Regions from separate parts of the Homo sapiens genome. Here region 1 is linked to region 2. Evidence: chromatin contacts called from ENCODE Hi-C or POLR2A ChIA-PET data. All regions are on one chromosome and are shown on one strand. The core of a region is the stretch at or near the end of the contact, and the rest is flanking DNA. Distances in the headings are between cores, read along the strand shown. Region 1 holds the start of PPP1R37 (protein phosphatase 1 regulatory subunit 37). Region 2 overlaps CLPTM1 (CLPTM1 regulator of GABA type A receptor forward trafficking).

Region 1 (2,700 bases), core at 143-2,642, 100 kb before region 2:
ATTTTTAGTAGAGACGGGGTTTCCCCATGTTGGCCAGGCTGGTTTTAAACTCCTGACCTCAGGTGATCCACCCACCTTGGCCTCCCAAAGTGCTGGGATTACACGCCTGAGCCAATGCACCCGGCCATCCCCCAATTCTTTCTCAGGAAGGAACAAGAGGACCCTTCCGTAGCCATGTCCCAAACATCCTCTGCTCCTGAATGACTGACAGCCTTCCTTCTGCTTCTCTTTTTTTTGGAGGAGGAGGCGGCGGTAGGCGTTGGCTTTTCTTCTTAATACCACATTGCAGCAGGCGGCGGTGGCTCACACCTGTAATCCCAACACTCTGGGAGGCCAAGGAGGGAGGACAGCTTGAACCCAGAAGTCCGAGACCAGCCTGGGCAATGTAGTGAGACCTTGTCTCAATAAAAAAGAAAACATAAAAACCACACTGCCTCTTTCTCCCTCACCCAACCACAAATTGACCACCACCTCTGCTCCTCTTCTGGGACCTTATCTTGACTCCTTTTTACCAAGTCCTCTATAGCCACAGTCCAAGTTTATAGTCTCCCTCTTTCCAGCCAAGAAAGTGGCCAACACGACCACTCCTTGCCCCAAGGCTTGCAGACCAGCAACTTAACCTCTTTTTACCCCCATAGACCCATCAAACTCTTTCAACTGCCCTTTCAGGCCCAGTGTTGACCCGCTCCTCCTCTCAACTGCTCCTTCTCTCCTTCTCTGGTGGAACTACGAACGCAAAGGCTGCCACACTCTACATCTGACAAAACACCAAACTTTCTTTAATTGCTCATCGTTTTAAACCCTAAAACGATCACCATCTTTGTCTCGGGTGGGTGGGGTGCGGCAGAAACCAGATACTTTTCACCTTCCCAACTCCATAGCCACCCCCTTTCTAACAGACTACGGTTCTAAACTGACGACTGTCCCCTTATTCACCATTAGGTGCAATCTATTGAACGCCACCTCGAGCCGGGCCCTGCACCGATCCCTCCCGACTCCCGGGTCCCTCTCGAGCCCGCCCCCGCTTCACCCGCGGTAGCTACCATGTCTCCAGGGGTCTTTGGGCTCCACTGCTCCAGACACGATATCCTCGTCGGACGGGAATGTGACGCGCTTGGCTGCAGCCTTGAGGCGCCCATCGGCGGGGGGCGACGCGGGGCTGGGAGACCCGGCCTCAGCTGGGGCCTCTTCAATGTCGCCGTCCGCGCCCGGCACGGGCGGCGCCTCCTGCGGCGCGATCTCCATAGCCGCCGCCGCCTCCTCACGGGGGCCCCGGGGACATGCCCCGGGCCCCGGATTTGTCTCTCCGGGTCCGCCCGCCGTCCCGGGGCATGGGCTCCGCCGCCGCTTCAGGCGCCGCCTCCGTCCGCTCTCCTAGTGGTCGTAGTCGTCGCCGCCGGGAGCCCAAGCGCGCCTCCGCCGAGCCCCGCGCGCGCCTGCCCGTTCGCAGTCACACTTTCGCTCGAGGCTGGCGAGCCCGCCGCTTACTATAAGAAGCAGAAAATCGATTTCAGCGACTTGCACGTAGAGTTGTCCCGCGGGTGACATGAAGAGAGAAACAAAGGGCAGGAAGGGCCACGGAAAAAAGAAACGTGAGCAGCGAATCTGCAGAGCCGGAACTGCAGACTATGAGGGGCGGGGCGAAGTAGACGCCGTCTCCAAGAGCAGCGCGCAAGCGCGAAGCTGAGCCCACGCCTTCCTGCCGGAGTCCAAATAACGAATATTCAGCTCCCGCACATTCGTCAAGAGCCCAGGGAATGGAGTGCATAGAACTGAAAACACCTGGCGGGGCGCGGCGGCACACGCCTATAATCCCAGCACTTTGGAAGGCTGAGGCGGGAAGATCGCTTGAGTCCAGGAGTTCGAGACCAGCCTGGGCAACATAGCAAGGCCCCGTCTTTACAAAAAATTTAAAAATTAGCAGGGTCTGGTTACAGGAGCCTGTAGTTCCAGCTACTTGGGAGGTGGGAAGATCGCTTGAGCCCGGTAGGTTGAGGCTGCACTGAGCTATGATCGCGCCCCTGCACTCCGACCTGGTAGACAGAGCCAGACCCTGTCTCAACGAAAGGAAAGAAATGGGCCGGGCGCGGTGGCTCACGCCTGTAATCCCAGCACTTTGGAAGGCCGACACGGGCGGATCACGAGGTTAGGAGATCGAGACCATCCTGGCTAACACGGTGAAACCCCGTCTCTACTAAAAATACAAAAAATTAGCCGGGCGTGGTGGCGGGCGCCTGTAGTCCCAGCTACTCGGGAGCCTGAGGCACGAGAATGGTGTGAACCCGGGAGGCGGAGCTTTTAGTGAGCCGAGATCGTGCCACTGCACTCCAGCCTGGGCGACAGAGCAAGACTCCGTTCCCCCCCCCCCAAAAAAAACAAAGGAAATAAATGAAAACATTGAGGCTAGACTAACTGATGAAGAGTGGTAACGGCATGAAGAAGTCGAAAAGAAAGGCGGATAGGAGCTGCATTCAATATATGAGTGCAGTTGATGGATGCTGACAGGGATACTCTGGAGACGAAGTCTCGGCCCCTTCGCTAGTCTCTAGTCCTCCATTTGCTCGCTGCAGTTACATCAACAGCTCTCTGTATCGGGGTAGAGTTGCATAAAATACAACTTAAATTACAATGCTAAAATAAATATGAGCCCATGAGCGGTATCATAGGCCTGATTTTAAAAAACAAAACCTAGGAGAAGGT
Region 2 (2,700 bases), core at 114-2,613:
GAGTGAGGCACTTGCTGGGAATCCCCCGGGGGCCAGCTCCAGGGTCCAGCTGGGCCACACTACCCCCTCCCAACCCCTGCAGCTCCCGAGACAGCATGGCGCCCCAGCCTTACCCGGACGTCCATGACCTTGGTGATCTTCCAGAGGTCGATGAGGACCCCAATGAAGACGCTGACCTGGACCACGAAGTTGGTCTCGTTGTCCAGGATGTAGAGGAGGACCACGAATGACTGGAAAACGCCGAAGAAGACGGAGCGCACGGACAGGCCCTCCAGGGACTGCCGGCTGTTCCAGAACTGGATATCTGTGCGCAGGGGGTAGGGGGGAACCAGGAGGCTGAGGAGGTGCTGAGACCCTACTGCAGCTCCCTCAGGCCCCCTTGGCCTGCATCCTCACACCCTGGGGTGGGGCTGGGTCCTCAGGAGGGGTGCTGAACGAGACCCCTCTCTCCCAGGAAGGCTCTCATATTCATTGGGTGACCCCCAGAGCACCAGACAGGCGGCACCCCTGGAGCCCTCCCATAGGACGTCAGCACCCAGCACCCCAAGGTGCAGTCCCTTGACTGATGGTGACGGTGACTGGTGCCATGGACAGGGCTCACCACGTGCCAGGTGCTAAGGACTGGTCAGGGAAGCTGCTTCCCTGAGGCCAAACAGCCTGGCATGGCAGAATCTGAAGGGACGCGGGGTCTGTGCCACACCATGGTGCCAGCTCGCCCTCCCTGGGAAGGAAGATCTGTGGCATGCACTTCAAGACCACCTCCTCCAGGCCCCTGCCCTGACACCGGGAAGGAACTGGCTCACAGCCATGCTCAGGAAACTGAAAAGGGCCCTGGGCTCCAGTCTGGAGCTCCTTCCAGTGCTCCGCCTAGATGCTGCCAAGGATCCATGTCAGCATGCTCCTCTCTGAGCCCTGGTCTCACCACGGACACCCCTCTCTTGACCCCGCCCGGCTGAGCATCTAACCGCAGCCACAGGAGGCTGAGCCACCACGTCTGTAGCACAGTGGTGGAGCCAGGTCTGCAGTCCTGCAGAGTCAGGGCCAGCTCTGCACTCAGGGAGTGAGGGCTGTGAATTCTGGTCCATGTGCACCCTACCCCATCCCAGAGCTCCCCCACATCCCAGAGCTCCCCCACATCCCAGAGCTCTGGCACACTCCATAGCCTCACCCCACCCACCCCTGCCCATCAGAATGACCCCTGTCCCAACTGAGAAGAATGGGTCTGGAGACAGGGTTCTGGTGGGTTCTCGTGGGAGCAGTTGGGCCCAAGCCTCTCCTTAGACCAGGGAGGCCACACAGCACTGGTGCCAAGTGAGGCCTGCGCCCCCTGCTGCATGACACTGGGGAGGACAGCCTTCTTGTGCCTCATTTCTCACTGGACCCCAGCCAAGCCAGCTCCTAGGCAGAAGGGTCCCGTCTCCCAGCGACAGCTGGTAGATGGCTGGCTGGGGTCGGCACCAGCTCCTGTGCCCGTATGACACTGCATTCTTCCAGATGGTAGTTCTCAATAATGGCAAGAGCGTCCTTTTTTTTGGAACAGGGTGTCACTCTGTTGCCTAGGATGGAGTTCAGTGGTGTGATCATGGCTCACGGCAGCCTTGACCTTTCAGGCCCAAGCCTCCCGAGTAGCTGAGACCATAGGCACACGCTGCCATGCCCAGCTAATTCTTAAAAAAAATTGTGTAGAAACGAATCTCGCTTTGTTGCCCAGGCTGGTCTCAAACTCCGGGGCTTAGGTGATCCTCCCACCTTGGCCTCCCAAAGTGCTGGGATTACAGGCGAGAGCCACCACCAGGCCGGCAATAGCATCTTAATACCAGGAATACTACTACTCATTCCTCTTGCCGCCTGCGGGAGCTACAGGGCCGCAGGCCACTCCTTCAGACTGGGGTGCTCTGGGCAAGGAAGAAGTGGCCTGCAGGGCCTAGAAGATGAGAGTTGGGGCTGGAACCATCTGCCCCTTAGGAACCGTGTGACTGGGCAAGTGACATCCCTGAGCCTCTGGCTCCCACAGGGCTCAAGGAGCTACTGGGGAGGGTACCCAGGACAGTGCCTGGCATGTGGCTGCTTCTCCTCAAACGCTGGCCATCAGTATGGTCAGCCTTAGAACCTAGGGACCTTTGGGGGACAGTGCTCCTCCTTCCCACTTGGGCAGGCCCCGTCCACTCAGCCCTAAGCGGCCTCCCGCAGCAGGCAGCCTGCCGGGCAGGGTGGCGGGAGCAGCTCCGGGGCTTCCCTGCTCTTGGCTCTGGAGTTCCCCAGCCCTGCTTCCTGGCAGTATTGGCCTGGCCTCTGCCCCACCAGCGGGCCAGCCCCTCCCTCAGCTCCACACCCGGTGGGTGGGAATTTCTGGGTTGGGAGTTTTGGGGCCACTGCCCCTCCCCAGCTCACTAGGCCTCTGGAGAGTGGGGCTGAGAGACCCCAGGCAGGGGGAGGACATGTGGGGAGGGAGGGGAGGAGGAAGGGGGCAGGTCCTGTCCCCCACCCTGCACAGCCTCTCACTAGCCCTGGGGTCCTGTTCCTACCATTCTTGAAGGCCAGGAACTCGAAGACACTGTGAACGATAGACACGATGATGGTGAGCGCCAGCAGGTAGGGGTTGGTCTCCAGCAGGGCCACCTGCAGGGGACACATGTGAGCACAGCCTGTCCCCACCCAGGAGCACCTTCACTAGCTTTTGTCCCGAGGGCTGCCCCTGGG

What was found. A loop is a pair of places that touch in the nucleus more often than their neighbours do. ChIA-PET counts read pairs that join two places held with the same protein, here RNA polymerase II (POLR2A). Pooled maps may share reads with other maps.
Region 1: a pooled map shows a loop between it and region 2 (4-fold over the local background). The contact joins the promoter of PPP1R37 here to the enhancer-like site in region 2. A Hi-C loop is called at or near these places in 2 of 50 pooled maps. POLR2A ChIA-PET finds 5 or more read pairs at or near these places in 5 of 52 experiments (H1, K562, WTC11 and 2 more).

The regions. Positions count from the first base shown.
Region 1 is chr19:45,091,871-45,094,570 of GRCh38, reverse strand. It overlaps PPP1R37 (protein phosphatase 1 regulatory subunit 37), which reads right to left and starts at 1,392. Exons shown (of 13, transcript NM_019121.2): 1 at 1,044-1,392. The coding sequence starts at 1,245. RefSeq lists a silencer at 1,110-1,319 and an enhancer at 1,740-1,789.
Region 2 is chr19:44,987,999-44,990,698 of GRCh38, reverse strand. It overlaps CLPTM1 (CLPTM1 regulator of GABA type A receptor forward trafficking), which reads right to left. Exons shown (of 14, transcript NM_001294.4): 9 at 2,526-2,619; 10 at 114-304. Among named protein-coding and RNA genes, the nearest start is that of RELB, 12 kb to the left of the region's middle. RefSeq lists enhancers at 909-958, 1,439-1,598. Within about 2 kb of position 1,363, at least 4 of the 41 ENCODE cell types and tissues checked have a DNase peak (open chromatin) inside an H3K27ac peak, as active enhancers do.